Regions from separate parts of the Homo sapiens genome. Here regions 1, 3, 4, 5 and 6 are each linked to region 2. The links are chromatin loops, found by intact Hi-C in ENCODE. Cell type or tissue: A673. All regions are shown on one strand. Region 1 has its middle 40 kb from the start of GS1-204I12.4. Region 2 has its middle 83 kb from the start of PRG4. Region 3 overlaps HMCN1 (hemicentin 1). Region 4 overlaps SWT1 (SWT1 RNA endoribonuclease homolog). Region 5 has its middle 13 kb from the start of HMCN1. Region 6 overlaps HMCN1 (hemicentin 1).

The links. Hi-C counts contacts between places; a loop is a spot of excess contacts. Peaks named below come from ENCODE experiments on the same cell type or tissue, not always from the same donor. Only the 100,000 strongest peaks of a DNase experiment are listed, where the experiment ranks them.
Region 1: it touches region 2 in a loop (11-fold over the local background); 4 of 110 quality-filtered maps call a loop at or near these places.
Region 3: it touches region 2 in a loop (4-fold over the local background); 71 of 110 quality-filtered maps call a loop at or near these places.
Region 4: a loop joins it to region 2, with 13 times the contacts of the local background. A loop is called at or near these places in 3 of 110 quality-filtered maps.
Region 5: it touches region 2 in a loop (7-fold over the local background); 71 of 110 quality-filtered maps call a loop at or near these places.
Region 6: it touches region 2 in a loop (9-fold over the local background); 31 of 110 quality-filtered maps call a loop at or near these places.

Annotation. Positions count from the first base shown.
Region 1 is chr1:185,684,401-185,689,400 of GRCh38, reverse strand. No RefSeq gene overlaps it. Among named protein-coding and RNA genes, the nearest start is that of GS1-204I12.4, 40 kb to the right of the region's middle. In A673, no CTCF peak of the experiment used is centred here; DNase peaks (open chromatin) are centred at 970, 1,710, 2,050, 3,660 and 2 weaker places; H3K27ac peaks cover 4,889 bases.
Region 2 is chr1:186,210,809-186,215,808 of GRCh38, reverse strand. No RefSeq gene overlaps it. Among named protein-coding and RNA genes, the nearest start is that of PRG4, 83 kb to the left of the region's middle. In A673, a CTCF peak has its summit at 2,999; a DNase peak (open chromatin) is centred at 3,018; H3K27ac peaks cover 1,495 bases.
Region 3 is chr1:185,811,528-185,816,527 of GRCh38, reverse strand. All of the region lies in intron 1 of HMCN1 (hemicentin 1), which reads right to left. Among named protein-coding and RNA genes, the nearest start is that of HMCN1, 80 kb to the right of the region's middle. In A673, a CTCF peak has its summit at 2,957 (motif pointing left); a DNase peak (open chromatin) is centred at 2,947; H3K27ac peaks cover 1,982 bases.
Region 4 is chr1:185,167,463-185,172,462 of GRCh38, reverse strand. SWT1 (SWT1 RNA endoribonuclease homolog) reads right to left here. Exons shown (of 19, transcript NM_017673.7): 4 at 4,065-4,123. It also overlaps the pseudogene RPL22P24. Among named protein-coding and RNA genes, the nearest start is that of SWT1, 13 kb to the right of the region's middle. In A673, a CTCF peak has its summit at 1,935; DNase peaks (open chromatin) are centred at 1,882 and 2,112.
Region 5 is chr1:185,718,520-185,723,519 of GRCh38, reverse strand. No RefSeq gene overlaps it. Among named protein-coding and RNA genes, the nearest start is that of HMCN1, 13 kb to the left of the region's middle. In A673, CTCF peaks have their summits at 2,696 (motif pointing left) and 4,249; DNase peaks (open chromatin) are centred at 2,374, 2,679, 3,459 and 4,279; H3K27ac peaks cover 3,991 bases.
Region 6 is chr1:186,153,017-186,158,016 of GRCh38, reverse strand. HMCN1 (hemicentin 1) reads right to left here. Exons shown (of 107, transcript NM_031935.3): 97 at 4,030-4,267. Among named protein-coding and RNA genes, the nearest start is that of PRG4, 140 kb to the left of the region's middle. RefSeq lists a silencer at 4,973-5,000. In A673, a CTCF peak has its summit at 2,203; a DNase peak (open chromatin) is centred at 2,186; H3K27ac peaks cover 1,164 bases.

The DNA.
Region 1 (5,000 bases), 530 kb after region 2:
CTATAGAAGATCAGCCAAGAATGAGAATAAATCCCAGCCATATATATTCTAATTAGACTCTTCATTATTGAAAGCAATCTCAGTAAAAACAGAAGCTAGGCATAGTGGCATACACCTGTAGTCCCACCTACTCAGGAGACTGAGGCAGGAGGATTGCTTGAGCCCAGGAGACAGAGGGAAGGATGTGCTCACGAACATGGACTTCTTCCCCACAACAGTTCAGAAGGTCACTACTCCTCCCTTTCGATTTGTTCCTGTGGTGAGAGGATTCTCATGGTTCATCTCTTTTGAAGGTGATACACAAGTCCCCAAAACTGTGGCCACTCCCAAGGGATCAGGCTGTTTATTTTCTCTCCCTTCAGGTACATCTGAACCCTGACCCACTGTCAAAATACTCTAGGTTGAGAATTAAATTCCTCAGTTTTAATGCCTCTATCATTAATTTGGATACAGATATTTGATTTAAAAAGATAAAAAAAGAATCCTCTCTTTTTCTTATACACTGAGTTTAGTATGTATATTTCTATGTTGTTGAAGAGATTGTACATAGTGCTTGTTTTATTCAAAAGACTTATACCTAAGACAAAACCACTGCTTTACTTCCTCTAATATTTCTCTCAACTTCTACTGAGAACCTTTCTTGTCTTCTGCATGCTGTTATTATAGGGAATTTTATTGCCAGTGGGTCTATAAGAGTTTTCCTGGAGTTAAAAACCTTCTAAGGCAGTGAACAGGGAACAACTTGAACCACTTTTATCTGGAGCGATCCTGTAAAATCACTCCAGATAAATGTGATTCAAATTGTCACCTGTTCACTGGCAGGTAAAAATGCAGGTACTGACCCTGGTCCAAACCTACTGGATTAAAATCTATATTGTGATAAACACTCCAAGCAATTCCTGCTGTATTGTAGCTATGTTACAGCACTATACGGATGCACTGCTCTATTTCATGTTAGTGGGAGGGAAGGGAGTGGGGTGTGTATAACCCTCAGCCGCCTTCATTCATGAAGCAGCCTAAAGTGTTCCATTCATTTGGTTAGTCAAGTAGGTTGGTCCAGAATTTTGTCTTGGTCAAAAAGGTTAAAATAATTTCTCTTAAATTATTTTAGGAGTGAAATTTGAGTAAAGGGAGGCTGATTATCATCTAGTCTCCACATAGATGGAGCTACCGCTGTAGTGGGCATTTGGAAATGTCAGAGGTGAGGGAGAGAGTCACATTGCTGACTGATGGGTGCTGTGGGCACTTGGTGGTCAGGGGTCTAAGATGCTAAACGTCCTGCCTTTGGGTGACCTCTCACATAAAAAAGAATTGTGCTGCCCAAATGTCAATAATACCCTAGGTTGAGAATTAAATTCCTCAGTCTTAATGCCTCTATCATGAATTTGGATACAGATATTTGATATCTGGCACAGAATCCTCTCTTTTTCTTACACACTGAGTTTAGTATGTGTATTTCTATGTTGTTGAAGAGAATGTACATAAAGTTCATAGCATAGTGCTTGTTTTATTCTAGATAGCTCTAGGAGTTTCAGATTTACATTGATTTGATCAATGAAAATAAATGATAGAGGAGGATTAATTATAATGATTATATTTTTCCTGGGGCTTGCCAATTTGAACACAATGTAGAGTGAAAAAAACAATGGAAGAAGTGTGATATCACCTTTCTTAACTTACAAAGTTGGCATGAAACCTCTTGACTTCAGGAAAGTCCAGTATCTGTTAGACCAGAATTCCTCATCAACTTTCCATCATCATCACTAACAACATTAAACTTTTGAAAGAAAGAAAGAAAAAGAAGAGAGACAGAGAAAGAAAGAAAGAAAGAGAGAGAGAGAGAGAGAGGGAGGGAGGGAGGGAGGGAAGGAAGGAAGGAAGGAAGGAAGGAAGGAAGGAAGGAAGGAAGGGAGGGAGGGAGGGAGGGAGAGAAAAGAAAAGGAGGAAGGGAGGGAGGGAAAGAGGGAGAGAGGGAAGGAAGGAAGGAAATAGTAACTACATGAAGTGATTGGTATGTTAATTGGCTTTATTTTCACAATGTAGATGTATATAAAAACATCAAGGTGTACATCTTGAATATACACAATTTATTATTTCTCAATTCAGTAAAGCTGAGAAAAAACTATTCATGAATTACACAAAATTTTACTGAAAGTTGGGAAGATAGAGTGCTTGTCATTGAAACACTGTGCATTAATATTTGGCCTTAGCTTTCATGGCTGTTAACAGTAGTTTTTAAGACAAATTATGCTTTCTATAAAAATAAACCCAGTGTTAGAAATCATAATTTGTACCAGACTTGGGGTAAAAAAATCCTTGCTCCAAAAATGCAGTTGAAATGGTATTCTTGCCAGAAGCTATATGCCATTCTGCAATTTATTTCCTTCTCAATAGAAGAAAGAACTTCAAAGCCATAAGTATACACATATGCTGCAAGCATGTCTAAAATCTAAATGTAGGAAGTCTGAACCCACTTCCACATGATACAATTGGCAATTCTATAATTTATCTTGCAAGATAATATAAAAGTAACAAGAATTAGAGATGGAGAGAAGACATAAATTACACAAGCAAAGAATAGTGAGGTGTAGAAAATAAACTTTCTAAAATACAAATGTGATCAGTAACTCCTATCATCTTTAGGTTAAAATTCAAGTTCCTTGACATGTCCTGCAACTCCTTTCACATTCTGACCTTTTGAAAACTGACAAATCTTAACATATTTTGAGCACTTATTTGAAAAGCATAGCAAAGCATGTGGAAGCATAATATCACAAAAAAGGAAAAGAAAGCACTGCTCTGAGAGATGGAAGGAATGAAGTTCTAGTGTCCACTTTGCCACTGACTTTGTACAAGTTACTTTGGTCATCTGTGAAATTATGAGAGAAACTAGATGGTAGCTGGTGCTAACAATCCATTAATCTGCTAGAATTTTTACTTCATTGATGGAATTGCTCAGTATGTCAACAAGGCTTATCATTGGTCTGTTTCACATCATTTTTTTATGAATTGTGTCCTGGATTAACATAAATTTAAGAAGTAACTGCTAGTAGTTTGAATATTGATATCCTTTTAGAGTGGAAAAGGGAATTTTTGGCAGTGGAAAGCAAGCAGTGAAACTCATGCTCTCTTTTATTTTATGGGAACATAAGTTTTTAAAACTCCTAGTACTTTCCCCATCTGTTTCCTTGAACATTCATTTGAGAAAAGTCTTTTAAATTTCAACTGAGCTGCAAAAAGTTCATTTTAACAATTTATCACATTGAAGCAATTCAAGTTTGTCCTAATTCTAAATATAAAGAAACCCTCCTTCTAGCAATTTATTAGAGGACATTTTTGGTGTCTTTCACAGTGATACTAATACTTTTAGTACATGAGTTCTCCCCAAGGCTTTTTCAAAAGAAGTGTGTTTCTAAATAAACTTTCAAAAGAAATCCAATAAAAGCAAAGATAGTATGACAGCAGCTACTTGGGAGAAAAAAGCCATCATAATTGGTCTATAAAGGTTTCTTTTGGGAAGTCCATGCTGCTTAAATGAAATTCTAAAAGTATCAAGATTTCAATACTTCTATGCAAATTAGTAGACTATAAAATATGTACACAAATCTAAAATGACTGGCTCAGAATGTATAATCACAATACTCCCATTAGCTACTCTAAATTTCACCCAAAGCAATCCAGTCTCCAATTTAATCCCAAGAGGATATACTTTTATGCATTTCTAAAATCTGAATTCTACAAGAAATCAGCTTTCTGCAGTACCCTGGTGGCTTCCAGCCCCACATCTTTTCATATTGCCTCCCCTCCCACCCAGCGGTTTCTTTCACTGAGGACCTATATTCATCAAAAAGCCCCAGAATGCTGCCTACTGTGTATGAAGCACCCAGGCAAAATTCTGAGTCTTAAACAGTGGCATTGGCATTCCAATTAACTGTACACATTGTCAAGGCACTGATGATGGAATTTTGAAGTATGTGGCAGAACTGTGTTCTGGCAGAAAAAGGAGAAAGACCAATTTCAACTGTAATAATTAGGATTTGCACTCTTGGGGAACAGCATTGGGCAGAATCTCACTATCATCCAAATAGATGCTGCAGGACCTATGGAAGTTTGCATCATGTAAGAGTAACAAAGAATGGACATTACTATATAACTTTCTTCCTGCCCCCATGGAACTGAGAAGACTTCCATCTGGCCTGATGGGCCAAGAGGAAATGGAAAAAGCCTGAAGTTTATCTGGATTTATATTACAGGACTACTGGCCAGAAGCAGGAATACAAAATAGATGAGCAAAGGATAAAAGGTGACGAATTCAAGACAGCGTACGTGAATGAAGTTCACATGACAGATTTTGGCAGGAAAGAGATGTCAGGGAGAAAATTTGAAGAGGTTTACTATGACAAGAATGGTGGCTCACCCCTGTAATCCCAGTAGTCTGGGAGGCCGAGGTGGGCAGACCACCTGATATCAGGAGTTTGAGACTAGCCTGGCCGACATGATGAAACCCTGTCTCTACTAAAAATACAAAATTATCTGGTCCTGGTGGTGTGTGCCTGCAGTCCCAGCTACTCAGGAGGCTGAGGCTCAAGAATCACTTGAACCTGGGAGTTGTAGGTTGCAGTGAGCTGAGATCGCACCACTGCACTCCAGCATGGGCGACATAGCAAGGAATTTTCTTGGGACATTGCAATAAACATTTAAACTCCGTTGAATTAATTTTCATTGCCTGATTGGTGTTGTTTTGAATGTGACACCATCTACAAGGGATCTCCTGGTCTCTCAGGCACAACTTGAAACCACTATCTTTCCAAAATGCAAATCTGATCATGTCACTCCTCTCCTGAAAATTCTTCAAAAGTTCCAAATCAGTCTGCTTAGCACTGGATGAGCTGGTCCCTAATTAGGTTCAGTCACATGTCCTACTATCACCTTGATTCTATGCTCCAGCCATACATATAATGGATAGTTCTGCAGATGCATTATGATCTCACAGGTCTTCA
Region 2 (5,000 bases):
ATTTACTTTCCACCAGTAATTGTTTTCAATGTGGAACAAAAAATATTTAATTTCATACATTGTGCACAAATTACTATGTATTCTAAAAATAACAAGCTCAATACTTTGATCAGATTCCACAGCAATAATAATTAGCTTATAGGGTCAAATATTCAGTGTTTCAACTTGGAGTAACCCAGAGACAAGGATGCTATCAGCCTAATCAAGTCATGATAATTCACAAACATAGAGTTCAAAGTGTATGAGGAGATTTAGCATTGTTATTCCTTTGCTACTCATAGGTCTCCTGCCTGTTTAAGCATAGATTACTAAAAAGTATGATATCCCATTATCATAAATAGTCATATATTTGCAAATGGTTGACAGTATATTTTTGATCTGTCATGTGATTTGTTCTCAAAACTGACATTATGAATTGAATATAATAGAAAGTAGACCCAGATTTTAGATTGAGTATTCAGATTGGAAGATTGTAGCTAGTATTTAATTCTATGCTAAAATCACATTTTTAAAATAAGAATTAAGCTGCTTTTGATTAATCAGTTAAGAGTTGGTATTTAACCTACCAACTCTCCAGAAGAGAGTCTGGAAATGGTTGAATGTGAAAGGCTGTGTTGTAATGACCAGAGATGCATTCATTCTACTGCTGTTAGAGTCCTGTCCTATCTGAATCCTGATGAGGAGTGTCCTTGAAGAACTTCTGTAAGCCTCCAGGATCATTGGCTGTGGTGGTTACTTCAATAATGCCAAAGAGGGGCGAGTGGGAAGCCTTCCTCATGGTTACCAAGTAAACAGCTATGCAATGTATAATTGGAAGGTGTAACCTCAGATTCCAGCTTCATCAAGTCATGAGCTGACAGAATCTCATGTTGTCAATGGTTGAATGAAGAGAAGCCTAGGCTTCCAGCACTGGTCTCCTGCTGCTCTGGCTAAAATGATCCTTGCTTCCTGGGTATGAGGGCATAGAGGTATAGGAGGAATTCAAGCACATGTTGAGATTAGTGAAGAATTTGGGGTTTTCTCAGAATGGATATGGATTTTATGTCCATTTTCCATTTATTTTCTCCCTGCAAGATACCTTCCTTGGGTAAAACTAAGTGTTCATGTGATTATGTCTCATGACTAAGAACCTATTTTCTTTGTTATTATCTGGCCATTAGATAATAATTGATATATTAATTTAGCCAAATAGGCAAAAATGGGCTTTATCTGTGGTTTAGAGAAAGAAATAATTCACATTTAAATAAAACACCAGCAAAATAATTCTGCATGTATAATGTGTTTTGCTTTGTCTCATGTTGGTGTATTTAAGCTGGAGCTACATTTCCCAGAATTTCTTTCACTGCATAATTCCAGGTTAGTGTGGGTCATAGGAGATACTTTGCATACAGTTTGAAAGGTAAAAATAGCCAGGGCCATATGATTTTTACATTGAGATAATTGGTGCAGGGCGCACACATGGTCCAGGGTCTGCTGGCTCATGCTATTGTCATGGACAGCAGCTGGGCACCTCCGGTTCCCACTGGACCACTCCCAGCTGCTGCTTCTCCCGGGCCAAGTGCATGTTTAGCCCCATTATAAAGAGCACCCCTCCTCCTGTAGGTTACTAGCATCATTGAAGTTGGAGACTGGGAGGCCGTAAGGGGCCAATACAGGTTCCAGCCTGTCCTCTTGGTTCCAGTTTGTCATTGCTCTCCCTCACCTCACAACTATCTTTCCTTCCTGGATGTCTTCCTTGCTGACCTCAGGCACAGTAATAAATGTGAAAATAACAGCAGAAAGTCAACTATTTGACCATCTCTCATGATTGTGTGAGATCAAATCTCTGTGATAATCTCCTATTACATACGTGACTTCCCAGAGGTTTTCCTTCTCTGATCAAATCATGATTGATACAACTGGTATGTTTTGGTGTCCAAGTGTATAAGCCAGATTTTCTTTCTCTAGAAATGTTTGACTCACAAGAGTTACAAACTAAGGACCTATATATCTTAGCTGGGCGAGGTGGCACGTATATCTAAGGACCTAATTATATGTCTGGATAATTTTTGTATTTTTTGTAGAGATGGGGTTTTGCCATGTTGCCCAGCTTAAGGACCTATATTGATATAATAAGTCTTCTGTTCAGGGGAGCTGGCAGAAAACTTAAGAATCTGAATATAGAGAGTGAATGTTCTACCGAGTTTGACTTTCAAGATTTCCTATATATTTATAATCTTACTCTATCTCTGATAGTAGTTTTATTGGAATACAAATTCTCTACTGAATCTGTGATAGAGATACCCTTTTAAAACATAAGATGCAGGCTAGAAACCCTGGAAAAGATTGGAATTGCCTTTGCTCTATGAGCTAAGCTGGTGGATTGCACCGGGTGGTGCTGGAAGTCTGGATTTTGGAATCATGCCAAATTGGAATCAGACATTTATTGCTGTGTAACCATAGACATGCCACTTAATCTCTCTGAACCTTGGTTTTTCTACCTGTTAATTCTGCTGAAAATATGGTAACATTTTCAATATTTAAAAATTGTTGTGAAGACTAGATGAAATAACAAATCAGGGCAAAATTCATGCACACGTGAGTGCAGAAGTTGCCATGTCCTGCCATATCCAATAGTTACCTGTGTATGTTTCACCTCTCTTTCAAATTTGAAAATGCCCTTGAGGGTAGGACTGTGCTTTTTTTTCATCGTTGTTCCTAATACTGTGTGAGGTGTTCAGTAACTGGCATGTATCTGGTTCATTCTCAATATTACTTGTGAGACAAATGGATGAATGACTGTCCAGAGGCACATCTTTATGGCTGATGCAGAACAATTCAACCTTCTCTTCTGTGATCCGAAATAGGTAAGGCTGGCTACTGTGTTTAGAAAGTCAGGAGTAATGGATGAATGTCTGAGAATCACTGTGTCTGTTAGCATTCGAGTTAAGGATTTCTCATCTGAAGATCTTGGAAGGCCTGCTACCTGCAGTTATAATTGTACACCAGTGGATGTCACCCTTGGAACACACAAGCATGCTCTCATGCTTGCTTTGAGAAGGCCAGACAGACATTCCACAGATGTTTGCTCCTTTCACAAGGGTAGTGTGGGAAATGATGTTGATCTCCAGGTGACATTCATCATCATGGAGCTACATCCTCATCCAAGGGCAGAAAGAGCACTTGCAGAAAACTTAGCAAAGCATGCCTTTATCTATAGGAATGGTGTTTGTTGATTGATGGAATTTTGAAAATGCTTCGTAGTGAATTGATACCATTGAAAAATGTTGTTTGGCTGTAATAGCGCTTGCCTCTAGAAAGGAAAACGGAGGATTCAGGCCTAGGCATGGGGAGTTCTCCTTTCACTTCTGTATTGGTGTTTGCTGTTTTGTTTGTACTTTGTCAATAAATCACTCATTCAAAAGTAAAGATTAAAAAATAAATTGTTTGGCAAAATCTTGGAAGTATAATTCAAGGATGCGAAATCCTGCTTCCTTGAATTGTTTGTCCTGTTACTAAGGAAGTTTTTATTTTGAAAAAAAAATACTGATAACATTCTCTGTAAAGTTATTGGTTTTCAAAACCGGTTTCTCATCAGACATCAATTCAAATTCATTTATTTCCATATTTATTATGTACCTAACTGTGTGTTAGATGTTGTACAGTTACTAGGGCATGATGGCAAATAAGACGTAATTTTTATTTTTATTTATTTATTTTTAAAATTACACTTTAAGTTCTAGGGTACATGTGCACAATGTGCAGGTTTGTTTTATATGTATACATGTGCCATGTTGGTGTGCTGCCCCATTAACTCATCATTTACATTAGGGATGTCTCCTAATGCCATCCCTCCCCCCTCCCCCCACCCCACAACAGGCCCCCATGTGTGATGTTCCCCACCCTGTGTCCAAGTGTTCTCATTATTAATTCCCACCTATGAGTGAGAACATACAATGTTTAGTTTTCTGTCCTTACTATAGTTTGTTCAGAATGATGGTTTCTAGCTTCATCCATGTCCCTACAAAGAACATGAACTCATCCTTTTTTATAGCTGCATAGTATTCCATGGTGTATATGTGCCACATTTTCTTAATCCAGTCTATCATTGTTGGACATCTGGGTTGGTTCCAAGTATTTGCTATTGTGAATAGTGCTGCAATAAACATACATGTGCATGTGTCTTTATAGCAGCATGATTTATAATCCTTTGGGTATATACACAGTAATGGGATGGCTGGGTCAAATGGGTCAAATGGTATTTCTATTTCTAGATCCTTGAGGAATTGCCACACTGTCTTCCACAATGGTTGAACTAGTTTACACTCCCACCAACAATGTAAAAGTGTTCCTATTTCTCCACATCCTCTCCAGCAGCTGTTGCTTCCTGACTTTTTAATGATCGCCATTCTAACTGGTGTGAGATGGTATCTCATTGTGGTCTTGATTTGCATTTCTCTGATGGCCAGTGATGACGTGCATTTTTCATGAAGACACAATTTTTGCCAGGCGCAGTGGCTCATGCCTGTAATCCCAACATTTCGGGAGGCCGAGGTGGGTGGATCACCTCAGGTCGGGAGTTCGAGACCAGCCTGACCCATGTGATGAAACTCTGTCTCTACTAAAAATACAAAAATTAGCCGAGCGTAGTGGTATGTGCCTATAATCCCAGCTACTTGGGAGGGTGAGACAGGAGAATCGCTTGAATCTGGGAGGCGGAAGTTGCAGTGGGCCGAGATTGCACCATTGCGCTCCAGCCTGGGTGACAAGAGCAAAACTCCACCTCAAAAAGGAAAAAAACAAAAAAACTGGTATGAATTGGTTTTATGGAGAACTAATAAGAAATACATGGCCTTCAAAATTATGTGTCTGGTTTCTAGTTTATGGGGAGATTTACAAATAGATAGATTTACAATAAAAACATATAGCTTATAATTTTATCAGAGTAAAAATTTATGATGAAGTTGGCAAAATTAAGTGGTTTCTACTTGAGAGTGTAATTGTGTCCTCAGAGCAATTTG
Region 3 (5,000 bases), 400 kb after region 2:
TCTGTCATGGGCATGGTGGATATAAATAAATTGTTCTAATCTCCTTTCCTATATCCAATATATTGATATACATTGGGAAATCACAATGGGATGAGCATACAAGAGATTTGAAAGCTGTGATCAAGCTATGGTTATGGAATTCTGGAAGCCTCTTTTCCATTTAAATATTACAAACATCCCCAAAGTACAAAGAGTAGTCCCTGAGTACTTCAACACCCAGTGACTGCTTTTCAAACAATAGTGTGGTAAAAGGAGATATCACTGGCCATTTTACAAAGTCAGCCTAGCACATGGATTGATGGATCTGTGTCAGTAACTGCCTATAATTTGTTCTTCCTTTGAGTCCCTCAATCTTCCATTCTGACCAGATAGTGAGTGAGAAATTCCATGATCATGCTACATGTTCTATCTTAAACAGGAAACAAAATGGAATTTTTCTGGCTAAGGCAAAATAATTCCTTGCTCTACTGGTCCCAATTTTTGCCTATATCAAACTTAGTCCATGAATTCTTGCCTGGATTCTGACCATGGGCCTATTCATTACACAATGAATGGGTATGATATTGCTAAGTGGGTAGCAGTATTGCTCATGGGGTACAATATTGCTAAAGAGAAACAGCATTATCAAGTATGGAGTACACAGTATTTTAAATTATAATAAGAAACAAATCAAATTGATGCTCAGCAATATAGTAAATATTTTAGCAAGGAATTCTAGCAGCCTAATGGTACTATTGTCAGTTATATTTACTTTCATAAATTAGTATACTTGTATTTTCAAAATTAGAGGAAACTTACTCACATCATTGTCACTAATGTGTTGCTGAACATACTAAGATCGGTCTTTTTTTTTCTAGGTTGCATAGCCAGCCAAAACTGCTAGTGTTGATATTAAGACCTAGAACTCTTGGTCTTATGCTTTTAACACTAAATATCAAAATTATCCCCACAGCAAATAATGTACATAATAGAAGTGGATAATTAAAAATTCCTATTCAATATAAATGCATCCTTTCATTCAACAAATCTTCCTGGAGTACATCCTATGTTTAAGTACATTTATAGGCAGCATGGATGAGAAAATACGGTAGCCACTTATAAGAATCCTAAGTGATTATAAGCACTTACAATGCTATTAATGAAAAGAAAATAAGAGTAACTTATTTGACTTGTAAACAACTGACATAGAACTTTTTATATAAAAAACTAAACTTTAGGATGACAAATTTCTCATCACACTTAAATCTAGTCAAACATTAAAGTGGTCCATGCTTCACCCCTCACAGTCTGTGTCAAACAATATGTTTTAAAAGTTGATTACATCATTCTCAGGATATGGTTCTTCAAAATTATGTAATTAGTATATTTGAGTGATCCACCATTATACATGTAAAATCACTGAAGTATAAGCTGTATTTGCCATTGACTTCAAACATGTCTTTCTTGTCTAACCGGACATTGTTCACTTTCTCTTTTTTACCAAAGAACACTGATTTTTCTTACCCTCTATAACCCCTAAATTATTCTACTTATACAAAAAGTTCGGCCAGGCTCACACCTGTAATCCCAGCACTTTGGGAGGCCGAGGTGGGTGGATCACTTGAGGTCAGGAGTTTAAGACCAGCTTGGCTAACATGGTGAAACCCCATCTCTACTAAAAATACAAAAATTAGCCGGGCATGGTGATGTGTGCCTGTAGTCCCAGCTACTTGGGAGGCTGAGGCAGGAGAATCGCTTGAACCCAGGAGGTGGAAGTTGCAGTGAGCTGAGATCGAGCCACTGCACTCCAGCCTGGGCTACAGAGTGATACTGCATCTCAAAAAAAAAAAAATAAATAATAATAATTAAAAAAAATAAATATTAAGTGCAATAAAATAATTAAAAGATAACCTCCTAAGAAACAATAAATAGGAAATATAAAATAGATGCCTTCATTACCAAGTAACTCCCCAGTGGCCAACTGACTAAATATCACCAAACATGAAATTTATTTTCTACTGACTAGGTTAAGTTATTGTTTTAGTAAGAAAAGAAGCATGAAAGCAGATATTCATCTTTAATTATACCTAAGTAGAAGTATGAGTAATTTCTCAGAAGACTTCAACTTTGTTTGTCTGTTATTAAATTTTAATGTCTCATGAAAACCAGTATACATCGGGAAGTATCCCACCAACTCTGTTTCTAGCACTAATTTTTAATTTTATAGTACACAGATGTTCCAGAAAAAAATGTAATCTATTTGAAAGGTAAGGGAATAAAACATTTAAGTCAGAGACTATTGTCCATCAGCAATTGCTTCAAAAGAGTGGCCTGTACAACTATTGTTTTAAGGGAAGAAAGAAGACTCGATTGTGAAGGCCTCTTCTATTTTCAAGTTGTTAGGTTCTGTATCTCTCTTCAAATAAGAGGTTAAATTTGACTATCCATATCTAAAACTTTGTTTCACTTTTTAGAATTCCTATCACTCAGAGGAAATATGCAATACTAAGTGTAGAAGGGATATGTAAGCTAAACGTGCTTACATGAACTAATACCATTAAAAACCCACTATAATTTATCTGTTGCCTTTAAGTGAACTCCATATCCTATTCATTCACTCATTATTTTTTCACTCTTTCTCCAAGATGAGTCTAAACTTGACTTTTCAGTTACTTCTGTTCCAGTTTCTGGTGTGTGTATTTTGTTAGCATACGTTTAAGGTAAGTCAAATGTAATACAGCAAAATTGTAACTATTTCTGTGACAGCAAACACAAGTAAAAATAAGTGAAAACAAGTCAGAAAATTTCTATTAAACTATAAACTATGGTTATATTACATGCAGAATTTAAGATGTGTGCTTAATACCACGATATGTAAAATTCCTTATAAAAGTTTCTACTAGGATTTTGATTCTTCCTCAAGTCAACCCTCTATAAAGAGGCCATGTTATTCAGCATTGGAATACAGCTCCACCTGCTGGTACTGACAGATCCATATATTATATATACCTTTTGTAGGCTAGTGTTACTAAATTTATGCTTATTCAAAGCTGACCTAAAGCCTCCTACAGCAGTATATTTTACAAGAGTAATCAGAATATGATTTTGCTTAAAATTTTCCCAGAAGTATAATTATATAGAAATTACACTGACATCGTACTGTTTCTCTTCAAGCAAATACAGTTTGCAACCTATTCCATTTGCTTTTGATGACCAAACAAATTTAAGGAATGGCAATATAATTGGTTTCTATTATCATATTTTAACTAGGTAGTCAAACAAAACCTCAGTGATTACATTAATTTACCCTGTTTCCATGCAGCTATTTTCTTATTTTAATAAACAAACCAAAGTTATGTAAGTATACTTATTCATTCATTGATGTACAATATTAATTGAGCAACTATTATGGGGCCAAGTCCCATGTCAGGCTCTGAAAAGCAGAACTGAGTAAGGCAGACATGGAATTTACAGTGCAGCTGAGGAACAAAAGTTGAACAAGTATCTATTTAGGTAGTCACTATCACTTCAATCAGATGCAATCAGGAAGTCCTCTCATGAGAAAACATGTGAAAACTGTACTCATGTACATGTGTAGAGAAAACTTATAATAGTTATCTTTGTAAAACAGTATTATAAATTTGGAAACTTTATGCTATATATATTCTCCCTTACATAAAAAAATTAGGTCTCATTTCCATCTTATTGTGCATGATGCATATCAATGAGGGGAATGTGTGTGGGGGGGGATTGCAAACATATGTATGTATATTCCAAGAAAGTGTCAATATTGAGATAATTTAAGAACCAGAAAGCAACCTGCTGGATAACTAAATTGCCAGAATCATTTTTAATACTTTCTCTCAATTATTCAGTTTTCAATTATTCTAACTTGATGTACAAACATATAAATTGTTTCAAAAGTCTAATATCTGTGCTAAATATTTACCTTTAAAACCTCATAAGAGGTGGGCTTTGTACATGTGAAGCAGATCATACTTACAATTTTCACTTCTCAGATCCCAAATATTATGTTATATAATGAATCGATAACCAGAGAATGTGAAAAAGCTAAAAGGCATTTCAAATAAGAAATCCATTTAATTTTTCTTAGAGTCGCATATGACACTTTTTTTGTTAAAGAAACAGGTCCAATAAGTCAAAATCATATTCATTTTTTTCAAGTCAAGTAGCTTTTAAGATGATGCAGTCTCTTGTGTATGTATTTTCCGTTGATTTGAATGTGTTACATTTCTCAATCAAACATGCCAAAATAACACTAAAATCAATGTTTTAGTAAAAAGATATTTATCAATAGGAAATCAGTCAAATAACCTAGACAGGCCACAGAAGCAATCTGCTTCCCTTTTATAATCACTTATATCTTGCCCTAAAAAAAAAATCAACAACATACTATTAAGCAGATAAAAACTTTTAATGTTGGCCATCTTCAAAAACTATATGCTACTTAGAGAATAGCTGACTGGGTAAGTTAAAGCTGAGTACTCTAAAACTCTAATTGAGAGGATCTGCCTTAAGTTGAAAGGAAACTATCTTCATAAACATTGCTAATGTCTGTCTCCAGTTTTCTATAACATCATAATTCTTAAGAAAATGCCCTAGACAGTAGTTCACCTCATTAACTGAGACAATCTCAAAATATCTGAAGTGAACTAAAAAGAAAAATGTGCAAAAATAATGTCAAGAAAGAAGGTCCATAGGTTAGTTCAATATGTTCAGCATTTCATTTAATCTTTTTGCTAAAACAATCCAATGAAGGCACATGCCTATGTATATACATATGTGTATTTTTTTTTTTAGAGCAAGGGAAAGAGAAATAAGACTGCCTTTTCTTTCTTTCCAGTCTCCTAGCTTAAAAACCAGATCCATGAGAAAAATGGCTTATACCAACAAATCCACACACCTCCTTTTTTTTTTATTTTTATTTTTCAAGAGACAGGGTCTTGCTCTGTCACCCAGGCTGGAGCACAGTGGTGCAGTGGTGTGATCATAGCTCAACT
Region 4 (5,000 bases), 1.0 Mb after region 2:
TTGGAAATGACTTTAAAAAGTGACATATTCATATGACGGAATATCACAGTTTTTTAAAAGGATGTTTATGAAAAGTCTTCAGTGACATAAAACATATTGAAAATCAAAAACAAGCAGGATACAAATCTGTACATATAATATGGTCTCAACATCTTAAACAAGCATAGTAAAAAGGCCAGAAAGGTGCTAAAATGTTAGAAACAGCAATAGCTAGAGGTGATAATTATATTTTCCTGCTTAATAAAAGTAGATATTACTTTGTAGTGAGAAAAAAAGGGGAAAAATGTCAAACACAATCTATTAATTTATATCAGTAAATGTGTGCCTTTTCAGTGCCATCACTCTGGTAGGCACCCAAGAGGCAGTAGAGGACACAGCAGATAGAGTCTTTACCCTTAATTAGGTTACAGCCCAGCAAGAGAGACACATTTAACAAGTGACTTCTCAAATAATTAATTATGTAAGAGCAAACCATAAACAGAGTTTTTATAGGAGTTTCACCTGAGTTTTCATCATATATGCATGCATGAATGTAGGTATGTCTTTGTTGGTTTGACAGAGTCTCAATCTATCACCCAGGCTGAAGTGCAGTGGTGGCATGCGCCTGTAGTCCCAGCTACTTACTTGGGAGGCTGAAGTGGGAGGATCACTTGAGCCCAAGAGTTGGAGGCTGCAGTGAGCCGAGACTGTGCCACTGCACTCCAGCCTAGGCAACAGAAAAAAAAAATGCCCTTTCTGCCTTCACTGCCACCATGGCATCCATGAAAAACCTTGTGGTAAAGGGGGGCAAAAAAAAAAGAAGCAGGTTCTGAAGTTCACTCTTGATTGCACCCACCCCATAGAAGACGGATCATGGATGCTGCCAATTTTGAGCAGTTTTTGCAAGAGAGGATCAAAGTGAGCAGAAAAGCTAGGAATGTCATTGGAGGGGTTGTGATCAAAAGGAGCAAGGGCAAGATCACCATGACTTCCGAGATGCCTCTTCCCAAAAGGTATTTGAAATAAGAAATATTTGAAGAAGAACAATCTACGTGATTGGACGTGCGTAACTGCTAACAGCAAAAGGGGTTATGAATTACGTTACTTCCAAATTAACCAGAACAAACAAGAGGAGGAAGACGAGGATTAAAATTCACTTATGTGGAATATTTTATACGAATTCTTGAATAAAACTTGGGAACCAAAATGGTGGTTCATCCTTGTATCTGTGCAGTATGGATTGAACAGAAAATTAGAAATCACAGTCAAAGGGCTTCATTCGGGATGCCATGCACTCATTTGTAACTAGACTTTTTTTTTTTTCCTGTTTGAAAATTTCAATTCTAATGGTAATACCAGAATAGAAGGAGACGGTGACTTTAGGGGAACTGACAACCATTGGGCAGGTAGATGAGGGTGGGGAGATGTAGGCTAGAGGTAGTCACTGTTTTATTTTAAAAAGTGTGACTGTCAATCGTCTCTGGTGCTTTTCTCAAAAAATGATTCAGGAATACAAGTGGGCTTCTCTCATTACTTAAAAGAAAACAGGTGACGTCTGCCTAAGATTCCCTGTGGAAAATGACAGTGTCAATAAAATGCAGGTTTCTGGGCCCTTCATCTTTCTTTTTTTATTATAAATTTGTCTTGATGTACACAATTATGTATACTAATCCTTTTCTTCCTATAGTCCTATAGAAAGAAACAGTGCTCCTTCAGCACTGCTGCATAGTCCATCACCCACCATAAAAGGTCTGGACAACGACTGTTAAAAAGTCCCAGGTTCTAAATTAAGTAAATGCGTACAAGAATGAGTTTATACATAATCTGTTTCTACAGGTCTTTGCAACAAACTGTCACTTTGGTTTCCAGCAGAGGGAGCTAGAGGAATAGAGCTTCCAGATGTGGCCTCCTGTGTGGGACCCAGAGTTAGGGGCCCTTTGTGCCGAGAGCTCTGGAGGCTCTCCTGAATGGGGGCACGAAGAAGTCACTGGGAAACCTCCCATGCCAAGGAGACATGAGGTACCCAGGGAACAGCTGCTTCATGCTACTTAGGCCATGACAGGATTTAATGTCAGAAGTCATTGTACAAACAGTGGTGTGCCTCAGTGCGTACAAAGGCTAGAGAACCACCAGAGGGGGCTACCAAAGTTAGGAAGACAGAATTGTTGCAGCCAGTGACTTTGAAAGAGACCCTGATGCCTTGTGGTGCCCTTCAGAAACTGGAACAATAACGCAGAAGTGTCTGCTCTGTTTTAGAATTTACGGTGTATAAAATTCAGGTTTTTAAAAGAGCTTGCCTACAGTTGGTTTCCACACCTGAAACTGTTGTGCTCTGAGAGTTGCAAAGCTGAAAATTGAATGTTCAAATTCTACCTTGGCTCCAATTTAACATTTGGTGCTTTGTGGATTGAGTTGAACATGCTGAGGCTTTGCAATTTCACTTATGGTAACGGCTCTAGCATTTTCTCTTTCTGTGCAAATTTCTTTGAAGCAGAATTGCTTGCATATTTCTTCTCTGCCTTCAGAGAAGGCAGTTTCTTTCAGACTTCACTGAGGCATCAATAGCTCTTTGGCAATGTCCCTTACCATGATCATTAACTCATTAACTATAAGTTTGTGCCTTGAGTTTACAAATTTTACTTGTGTGTTGCATTGATGTTCCCATGTAGTAATTTTTAGTTTAGCTGTAAAAAAAAAAAAAAATTAATCCTGGGCTGAAGTTAGCATTTAAGTTCTGAAAAAAAAATTGTGTGTGTAGAGATGGGGTCTCACTACATCGCCCAGGCTGGTCTCAAACTCCTGGCCTCAAGCCTTCCTCCCACCTCGGCCTCCCAAAGTGCTGGGAATACAGGTATGACCCATTGTGCCCAGCTTCTTGCTTATATTTTTACTGCTAATACATTTCTATGTATTCAAATCATGGAACAGGAATTACAGTAATGGTGCACTGTAACCGCCTTTCCAAATGATAAAATTATCTCTAATTTTTCATCTGTATTATGGCTTTCACTGTTTGCACACCAATTTCAGAAACTTCTCTAGAGCTGAATTAATACGGAGATTTTTATAAAACATTTTATATTTTACCCTCTTGTATATATTGATATAATATCAAGGGCCAAAAAATGTGTCCTTAAACAAAAGGTAACTAGTTTAAAGTCAAATAGTGTTTTAGAACTTAAAATTTAAAAAAAAAAAAAAAAAGGATATCAGTGTAAAAGGCATTAAAATGGTTCAAAAAATGTAGCAAGGGATAGTCAACATAATATGAAATTAGTGCAAGAATATACTTCAACAGAGAATAACACAGAAGCAAAGTATCAGGAGATGATTCAGAAGAAAAAGTGAACAAAAGACAGAGGCGAGTTGAATTTTTTTGTTTTTAGCAAACACTAACTGAGATTGTTTGGGAAGCAGAGCTTTTATTTGTAATATTTAATGCCATCTTACTTGTTTTCCCTTAACTTCTTATTTTTGGAGAAACCTTGATCTTACCAAGTTTTATCACACGTTATAACTTTGTATACTTATTTATCCCCATTAGCAGCAAGTACTTTCTGCACCAAAATTTCACTGAAATTTTTATCCAAAAAGTGCAGAAATTAAAGAATAATAATTTCCATTATTCCAACCATCATTCCCCAAGTTCTCTAGCTATAATCACATACTGGTTAATCAACACGGTTTTAAAGCCATATCAATTCTATAAGATACATACTCTCTTCACGGGTAATATATGAAAATGATTTATCCAAAATCTCTAAATTAGCCTCATAACTTACTTCACTAGTGTATGTAATGAAGTTACGCATGTTACAATCATGTGCCAAAATCAAATCACTTGAGATTAAAATGCACATTTGAGTGTCATTTACACAATAGTTTTCATAGATTTTTATTTCACTCAACTTTTTCTTAAATATAGTTAATATTAAGACAATTCTATAATCATAATCAGTTATATAGCTAGAGATATTTGCATGCAAAGCAGTCCTCTTCAAAGTAAATAAAAAAAATTTTTAAATCCAAATATTTAGTCTCATAATTCTAAACCAAAACAGTAAAAAGAAAAAGGAGAAATTTACCTTTTCAGTCCTTGTCTTCTTTTTATATTATAGTACAGAACATCTGTATGATCTGATTTCTGAAATAAATAAAAAAAGGACACATAAATTGTGCACTGGTACATATTTTTTTCCACAGTTTATGATAGTGAATAGGCTGACACAATACTTTTACTTAATCTTTCCAGTAATCCGGTGAGATGGATATTATCATCATCCCCGTTTCACAAAACTCAAACAGAGGTAGGCATCTTCCTTAAAGTCACAGAGCAAGTCCACAGCAGAGCAGTCATCTGTCATCTGTAAATAGATCTGTCTGACTCTCTCTACGCTACCATCCTATCTCTCTACGTACTCTGAGGAAACTGGGCCAAGCACAAGAAAGGTAAGAGAGACATAAAATATAATCCATGTCCTAAAGAGCTTAGAGCTTATAGTTTTACATAAAATAATAAAGACGAGAAGTAGAACATGTACAAATAACCTACTATAATGATGTAAGTAAGTGTCAAAGCAGAAGAGTCAAAAAGTGCTAAAACAGTTCAAAATACCAACCACCTAAAGAGGAAAAGTACCTAGGAAAACAGGTGGACAAAATAACAATAAATAATAAAGCTTGAAAGACGAGTAAAAGAAGGCATTCTGAGAAACTGAGGATAACTGGTATAAATTCAGCAGAAAGAAAATAAACCAGCCTAGCGAAAGGCAAGAGGGCCTCTTTCAAGGAAGAAGGGAAAACAACAAAAAAAAGAAAACTGGATAGTTAAGGTATGAACAAATTTGAGAGAGCCCTGAATGGCAAATAGTGAGTAAAGATTTTCAGCAGAGGAGAAATGGGATGAAATCGGTGTTTCAAGAAGGTTAATATTGCAAAAATAAATAGAAACCGCAGCTTAATTATATGAAAACAAGTAAATTCTTAAAACATAATTCTGCATCCCTGGAACTTCCACTACC
Region 5 (5,000 bases), 490 kb after region 2:
AAAAGGTATAGCTGAGGAAATATGAATAAAGTGTGGAGTTTAGTTGATAATAATGTTTAATATTGGTTCATTAGTTATGACAAATGTACCATACCAATATAGGATGTTAGCCATACTGGAAACTGGGTGTAGCATATATGGTAGCACTCTGTTTTATCTTCATAAGTTTTCTGTAAACCTGAAACTATTCTAAAGTTCAAGTTTATACAAATTAAATAAATAAGTTGTAAAAAGTAGCCACCAAATCATTTTTAAAGAGGCATGAATATGATCATATCAAGAAATACAAATGATTTTTATTAGTCGTTTGTCATCTATACAATGAAATGAATTAAATAATGCATCAAAATTTATGTCAACCTAAATAACATAGAGAGGCTTTCTAAAAGAAAATAACATTTATTCGCAAATAGGGCATTGCCATGGGAATAGTCATGTCATAATAAATACGTGTGTATTCAGGGAGGTAAAGGAAGACAAAAGTTTTTAAAGGAAAAATGAAGAGAATTACATAATTTTTGAGGTAATTATTCTTGGCTGCAAGGATCAATAAATAACTAGGGTAGCACCAGTCCAAGACTGAACAGGCAGTTGCTGGGCAGATGTCCTCAAGGAAGAATTTTTTATGTGTGTAAGGTTATTATGGCCTTTTGCAAGGTTGAACTTTTTGCAGTCTTTTGTGATAGTTTTTTTAATCTGGCATTTATGCATGAGAACCCTCCCTTCATGGGCTTCTCTGGCTCTATTTGTCAGGGTTTTTTAAAACCCAAGTGACTCCATTTTGATTCTGACAACTTTCACATTCATAAGTGTATTTTACCCTCGGAATAAAGTCTTACACTTAGAAGACAAAACATCTGAAAGAAATTCCGTCAGTCCTATTGGAAATCAAACTAAAGACACTACATAGCATAAATAAGCATTGGAAATGTGCCCTAAAACAATAATGCTGTTGTTGCTTATGGCCATAGCCACTAAGTCAAAGCTTCAAAAGTATAGCATTAAATTACGAAACATTGGGAGTAGAAGAGATTCATATTTTTTTCAAAAAACTTATCTATTAGTATAATAAATTGCAACTGCTTTAATCAGAAGAGCTTGCTAATGAGGCTGAAGACATTAAAATGTGGATCACTTAGTTTGATTACATTTGATGACAAACTCCAGCTCAATACTAGCTTGTTGCCTAGCAGCTGTTAGTCAATGTGGAACAAGAGTGTGCCTACATCAGCATAAACCCAAACATTCCCACCCAAAATTGCCTAAGCAGAACGCCTTACTGATGGTAGATCAGGTTGTTATTTTCTTATGGAACTTGACTTTATTAACCCAGGCAAGGAATCTTGAGCAGAGCAAAGAAAGTGCTACTCTACATGACTCTGATGGGAAAACTTTGCCGAGATTTGATGGGCAAATTTCAGAAAAATCCTTCCACTCACACTGCAGCTAATCCCATATCTCCCAGTACAGGATTTGCAGTACTATATTTAAGGCATCTCCGCAAATGTCTTTTGCTGTGACTTTTAGTCTGGCCAAAAACCTAAACATCAAGAGTACACAGAAGAAGATTTCTTCCCACTAGGCCTGTAGTTTTTGCCTTAAGGTGGAGTTTCTAAATACAAATATATAATTAACTATTGGAAACATAAGACTCATTCAGTCATCCCCAAAGCCCATTCCCTCATGTTAAATATTTATCTATATGGTGAAACAGAGTATAGATTTAGAAATGCATTTAACAGATGTTGAAACAAAAATTTGGCATAATGCCAATTAATTCAAACTACCAACATTGTTGCTATCATCCTATGTATGTGAAATAATAATAATAACTACATACCAAAATTGAGAAAATAAGATACATAGATACTGAGCAGACACATACTGACTCACAATTTATATTGTATCTCTCCTTTTAATTCAGCCTAAAAAAATCAGTTTGAGTCTTTCTGACTTTAGTTATGTCAAGTGGCTTGCTTAATTCAATCAGCACTTGATAAATAATATTTTAATTTTCATAATCTTACTTTTCATAAATCCAGTCTAGCCAAATATCCTTACCAATATTAAGTAAGATTTGGAACTCTCCTATGGAAAGTTCAGCAATAGCTTTCATCTTTTACTAATCCAAGCTATGGTGATTAAATTCATTGATTTAAGGTTACTCTAAAATTGCTGGAAATACCAAAAATCACTTTCCAAAGTGCTATCTGAAACATTCAAAGAAGCCATGCACAGAAATGATTGTATTCTAAATGAGAGGGGAGTGTAAGAAGTTTTCATCCTACCCTTGGCCTCCACCCCAACCCCATACACACATATCTATTTGATCAGCATTTATTTACTCATAAGTTATTCAATGAATAGTCACTGAAAACTTTCTGTGTGCTGGAGAATAGGGAAATACCATAAAGAGATGGTAACCCTCCAGCTGAATTATAATCAGCAAATGTCTAGAGTTTTCATAGCAATGAAAATAAATAAGATTAATTTTTATCAGAGATGTTGGAATTCTAATACTCAACGTCATGCTTTATCTTTGCTTCTACTATGTTCCTGTTCGTATCTGCCAGAAACAAAAATACTTCATAGCCTAAGATTTCTACCAAATAGCTATTTTATACTTAATGGTTTAAAATCAGTAGAGATATTAGGAGAGTGTGAAAACTAATATTGCCCTCTGCTGGCAGATTCCTCAAGTAAAAAGCATTGTGTTTGTTTTGCTATTTGTAGCTTATTCCTCATTCTTTTGTGGTACATTTTGACATTAAGAGATTAGAATTTGCTTCTTGTAAGTAACATTTGGAATTTCTTCTGAAACAAAGTCCAAAATGTCTGGGAAATGGAGATAAATATCTCATTAGCACCAACCAAAATAAATACTTTAAAAAATGTAGCTCTACCCACATGATGTAAAGGCATTGTCTCATAGCACAGCAGTTTAAAATTCAGGGATATCTTAATATCATTTAATTGAAACTGCATCTAATTCTCCAAGACTCTCCAGGCTCCTACAAACTAGATAGCTCTGAAATTTAAGTAGTCTTTGTCAGAGCATATAATAGACAATTATGCCTCTCTCTCTCTTTTTTTTTTTAAACATTGAGGTATATTAATTCACTCCAGTTAAAATCTCAGATGTGGCATGAAATTTGGGGACATGACTATCCCAGGATATCTGATAAACTCTCAGTTTAAGAGGCTTTATGAATAAAGTTCCTTGCTAATTAAAAAGATGTGAATCATGTTTGGGAATTGCTTCTATCATTATTTAATGAGTTTCTCTTTGCTAGTAAATATAGATGGATAGAAGAAGCTTTGATCTTGAGCTCCTTGACAGTGAGTGCTCTCTTATTCTTTGTATACCAATACTTAGCAGTGCCCTGTATATAATACATATTTAAGGAAGGCTTATTGAGTGGATAAATGAAGTGGTCTTTTCCAGTCACCATGCTTAATTAGATTAAGCCCATTTCCCAATAAAATGCTTAGGGTAGAATGCAGTATGGTACAGTAAGAAGAGCATATGCTTTTGAGTGGGACAGATAGATTTAAATTCTAGCTTTGATACTCAGCTGTGTGAAAGGAAAGCCACCTAATCTCTCTGAACTGCAGCTTTCTTCTTGTGTTGTTGTACAAATTATATAAGATAAAATATGTAAAGTATTTGAGAATGTGCCTGGCACATAATGAGTATTGAAACATTTAATTATCTTCCCTTTCCTTTCAGGTACATTCCTAATTTCTTTCTTTTCAATCAGTACTACAGAACAAAATTGGCTCAGACCCATTTTGAGAAGAAAGAGAATTTGTTGTAGTTACACTATTTGTTCAAATTTTCAAACCTGTTTTTCCCCCACCAGAATAAGAATATGTACGTCCAAGCTCCCATATTTCGCCTGCTTTAGAGCTTCTATTGACTTCAGAAAAGTTTACCAACACTAGGAAAAGACGTAGGGGAATTTACTTTATTTACCGTCATTTTCCAATTAAGTAGAAAATTACAACACTTTCCATTAGATTAATGATTCACAGATTTCAAAACACTGATCTATATTCTCTCACTGCAAGCTCACATTAGCCCCTACTTTCCTTAAAGCTAAGGAAACTGAGGGAGGAAAAAAAGGGAGCTGCCAAATGTAGAGAATAAAACCAGACACCGTGAGTTCTGACTTGTCCAGGGATCATTCCTGACCCCACCCTAGGATGCACTGCATCCCGTGTTCTCCTTGGGAACTGTCATTACATGCTCACTAGTGCTCCCTGCCCTCCACTTTGGACGTTGCATTCTTGGAAGCAAGCCCTCTCCTGTTGCCAACGGGATTGTGGTCTACCAGTTAAAGAAGACAACCAAGTCATGAGTAGTGGAGTTCATTTTTTTGTTTTCTCAGTGACTCACAATAAGACATGTGGTGAGTTGTTCAGAATTAACTACTTTTCCAAGGTTTTACAAAGACTAAATGCCCATGGTGGTATTTTTAACAATTCTGGTAAAGTTCTCAGTTTATTTTCAATATTAAGGATGCTACAGCAAGTGTGATTGGAATGGAAAAATTGAAGCTCTTGTCTATAGGGGTACAGACTGATAGTCTCCATTAGAAACAACTGGGCCTGTAAGTTTTTTTCTGTGATGCATTTATTGACATTCTTGTTGTGTTGCCAGTGCTAGCTGGTGGCCAGCTGTTCCTACCATATTTTAATTAAAGAAACTCCCACACCATCAAGAAATGGTCTGTGCAAAGATGTGCAATACCTATCTGCTGCTTTTCCTGTCTAGACCTTAACTACATGTGTAGACCTTAACAATATAATTCATTCTTACCCTTGCCATCCCACATCCCCCACAAAAGTGTTATTAATTTGGGATCCCTGTACCTTTAAGGGAAATTTATCCCCCTGAAACTGTGTGTAAAATTATAGAGGTATATTCTTATGAAGAGAAGGCTCATACTTTCAACAGATTTTCACATGAATTCACTCAGAAAGGGGGTAAAGAAAAT
Region 6 (5,000 bases), 58 kb after region 2:
TGTGGCGATTCCTCAGGGATCTAGAACTAGAAATACCATTTGATCCAGCCATCCCATTACTGGGTATATACCCAAAGGACTATAAATGATGCTGCTATAAAGACACATGCACACGTATGTTTATTGCAGCACTATTCACAATAGCAAAGACTTGGAACCAACCCAAATGTCCAACAATGATAGACTGGATTAAGAAAATGTGGCACATATACACCATGGAATACTATGCAGCCATAAACAATGATGAGTTCATGTCCTTTGTAGGGACATGGTTGAAATTGGAAATCATCATTCTCAGTAAACTATCGCAAGAACAAAAAACCAAACACCGCATATTCTCACTCATAGGTGGGAACTGAACAATGAGAACACATGGACACAGGAAGGGGAACATCACACTCTGGGGACTGTTTTGGGGTGGGGGGAGTTAGTGGGTGCAGCGCACCAGCATGTCACATGTATACATATGTAACTAACCTGCACATTGTGCACATGTACCCTAAAATTTAAAGTATAATAAAAAAAAAGTTGCTTAATGTTCCCAAAATAATCATACTAGGATTCAGTATATGTTTGAGTATACAACTACTTCTTTCTGTCCAAAGATTTTCATATTAAAATGTGTAATGTTATTATGAGTTATTTTCCTTTTATTGATTTTCATATTATAAAGTGTGTTACTTTGAATTATGTTACAATTTTTATTTCAAGATAGTAAAAGGCAATAAAAAATATTTGCTTATAATGTATGATAGTAATAGAAACCTTGAAAAGCATAAAATTCTGGTAGTCTTGTCAAATGGAACAAACTACTGCTGAGATTTTGATGTTTTTCCTTCCAGTCAATTTTATGAATACATACTTAGAAATTAAATTTAGGATATACAGACTGATAATTGCCAAGCTTGACTAATTATAAAAATCATTTGAAAATCCTATTAAAAATATAGGTTCCCTTGGTCCCATTTCTACTAGAATTGCTAAGAAAGAGACCTGGGTATCTGTGTTTTTAATGGGTGTAAAGATTTTCTTATAATCACCCACGGGTGTGCAACCCAGGTTTGGCTCATACAGTACTTTTCAGTTATTATTGTCATGAACATTCCCCTTTGTTACTTGTTTACAGTGATGCTGTCAACACCTAGAACAATGTTTAGTACATAGTAGGCACTCAACAAATATTTGTTAAATGAATAAATGAGCTAAATATTTCCTATTTCAGTGATTAAGTTATTATTATATAGCTGTGCCATAACTTACATATTTGTTTCCTACTTTGAGGATATTTAATATTTTTCTATTATAAATAACAGTGGATAAAACTTCCTAAGCATTCATCTTTGGCTATTTCTGTGATTTTCATAGGACAGGCTCCCAAAATGAGATAACTGAAAAGATATGAACATTTGAAAGGCTATTGGAGACACAGTGCCTTCCAGAAATGTTGAACCAATTTATCCCCCTGCCAGCAGTGTGTAAGGGTGTTCACTTCCCCATACCTCTGTAATACTAGGCAGTCGTCACCCTTGTTATAGTCAGAAAATAACTCATTAATTTGCATTTCCTTGCTTACTAATGAGGGTAAACAGTTTCTTCACATTTGTCATTATTTACTCTTTTGTGAATTTCCCTTATGCATTTTTCTACTGAGGGTATTTGCCTCTTTCTGATTTTGAAGCGCCTTTGTATGTATTAAGATTAATCATGGTTGTCAATAACATGTGATGCAAATATTTTTTCTTGGTGCATATTTTACCTTCTCATTTCACTTTTTTTCCTTCCCATGAAGAAGTTGTAAAAAATGTATCTGTAGTTAGTTAAATTTATATATTCCTGCATAATTTCTGATACTCTGATTCATTTGTAAAATATATACTTTATAATTAATTTTAAAAATAAGTTAGATTTTAAAGATATAAAAATATTTTAATGACACTGACTTATGTTAGTGAGTTTTCTCGACCAGTACTTTCCAAAAGCAAGAGTGCAGACCAGATATATTAGAATCATTTAGGGTCTGTGTTAAAAATACAAACTCCCAGACCCTACTGTGGACTTGCTAAACCAAAAATCTTTGTGCCCAGAAATCTGAACTTTCATCAAGCTCTCCAGAAGATTCTAATTTCACTGCAACCATACTTAGCTCTAGTCTAGACAGAACATAATTTGCTAGTTAAGCTACCAGGAATGCAAGCTTGCCCCCTAATGGTTGCTCAAAAACAAATTGCAAGTACACAATTCTTAAAATTGACAAGAACCATGACACATACATCAGATGTGATTCATAGAATCACAGTGTCTAAGGATAGTAAGGGGCCTTAAAGGTCATACAGTGTGTTTCTTTATATTGTGGGACCCAGATCCCCCAACAAACACACTTAAAGACGGTACAAAGATCTTTAAGCAGTTTTAGGCTTGGAAAATGTACACGATTAGGTAGAAAGTGAACATGACTTTTCAGAAATCATTTTAATTCATCTAGTTCCAGATGGTAGAAATTCTCTTATTTGTGCCCAGTTATCTTTTTTTAAATTAGATGGAGTACTGAAAAAAGTAGAAACAGAAGTTAGATTTGAAAAGCAGGCATAATTAGGGAAAGAAAATGTAACTCCTCATTCTGGCAGCTCGTTTCTTTTGTTCAAGTGGCATGGCATGCATGGCAATAGTAAAAGGTAGTGGTGGCAATGGTGTGCGTGGAGGAGATGGGCTATGGGTGTCACTGGCTATGAGACTTCGTGAATCTGTGATTACCTCAAAAAATGTGTGCTTGTACTTCCAGATTACTATGATCTCAAATTTTATGAAGCAGTTCTGATACAAGTTGAAGGAAACAGTCATAAGCATGACTGATGGAAGCAAGAGTAAACACTGAAAATAAATTTTTAGCATATCTGCTAAACATGATAAAATGGTGAAGTTTAAAATTTACTTGGCTCTATTTTAGGAAAGCTGGCACACAGCAAAACACATTGACAAGGTCAATGTGAATCCTTTTAAGTGAACTCATGGGAGCCTAAAGTTCAAAGCTAAAGTCACATAAACATTTAATGTCTAACAGGACTACATGCAAGAATCATCCCAGCATTAAAACCCCACAGAATATGGAATGTTAATTGCCGTGGTGGCTCTTATGACTGAAAAGGGAATCTCAGGAGACAGACACATCAAAGAACCACATAGCATAGATGGACTACTTAGATCAAGGGTTGCAGAACCATGCTTGGAAAATGAAAAGCAGTTAAAAAATTATAACTTCCAGGAACAAGAAATGACAGTTGGAATCCTGATTATTGCTGCACAGTTTTAAAAAGCTGCTTTTAAAATATAGAAATTCTTTTTGACTAGTTTAGGTTAAGACACAGCTTTGTATTATGTTTCAGGAATTTAAAAAATTTCTTGACAAACAAAATTCAAAACAATAACAAATGGACTTTATTATTTGTATTATTTGAATAAAAAGCATTTGGACACATTGTATGTTTTTCTTTGCTTGGAGATGGAGTTTTGCTCTTTGTTGTACAGGCTGGAGTGCAGTGGCGTGATCTCGGCTCACTGCAACCTCTGCCTCCTGGGTTCAAGCAATTCTCCTGCCTCAGCCTCCACAGTAGCTGGGACTACAGGCACCCGCCCCCACGACCGGCTAATTTTTGTATTACCATGTTGGCCAGGCTGGTCTGGAACTCCTGACCTCAGGTGATTCACCTGCCTCGGCCTCCCAAAGTGCTGGGATTACAGGCATGAGCCACCACGCCCCGCCACATTATATGTTTTTAACCCTCTCTGCACATATGGAATAGAACAACAGCAACCCCACTGTGTAGTATGAAGAAGTATATTAGTAAAGTAAATGTACTAGAACTCCAATTGGGTTGGCTTTTCCATAGGGCTTTACTTAACAAAAAGGCATAGACAACACACATGAAAAACCTGATATCATGTTAGATGTAGGCCTCAATGTCCTTATTTTGAATTTTTTTAACCCTTTAGACTGGATGGCATAAAGATATGGATTTTCTTTTATCAAATTACCTTTGGATATTGAAGCATGAATTTTAAAACCCAGTGTCTCTTCTATCTGGTTATAGTCAGATTCCACAGAGGATGCATGAAGTGTTTCAACCAAGAAAGGCATTCTTCCCTGTGCCTGATCATAGAAAACGGTGTGGTTCCATGTGTATGGGATGCTGATGCCATCAATGGTGAACAGCCGGGTTGAGTAGGCGTACAGCTGCCCAGGACCTGTTTGAATGTAGTCCTCTGTGTAATCCTAAGGAGAACAATGTGGATTTGAAGATCAATATGGCTCATACTAATTTTTTTCCCTTAAGGGGACTATGAAATGCAGAATGAGCGGGGAAAAAGGATTAGGAGCTAAAAAACACACATCATGCATGATGGTAAACATTTAATATGTGTTAACTTTTAATCCTAATTTAATACCTATAGCTTTAATACCTTAAAGCTATAAGGTAGCTTTAAATTGCCATAGTTTGCAGACTAGAAAAATAAGTTTGTAGAAATTAAGCAACTTTCTCATCATTACATTGGTACAAAGTGGCGGAATGAGGATCTGAATGTGGATCTGCTTGGCATCAAACACTATGTTCTTTTATTTATTGCCTCCTTCATGAGAAAATGTATAGGGGCTAATAAAACTTGTATAATAATTGTACAGTAGTGTTCAGGAAATAACATAAAGTTTGAACCCTTTAATTATAACATAGTTGTTTCATAATTTTGCTGTCATAAATTTCAGTTTAATAAGAGACTCAAAGTTATAGGTCATGAATAAACAAAGATGTGAAAGGGCGATTGTTATCCTTTAATTTCTGAAATATTTTATGGATGATACACAAAAACGTTTATGCAAGAATTACTATCCTCTTTGTCTAAAGAAAATTAAACAAATGCCTTACATCAAGTATTTGATCTTGGTCCTGATAGGGAGGGTGGTAAAACCATTAAGAGAGTTTGTAAAAACTTGTCCCTGAAGATTTTTA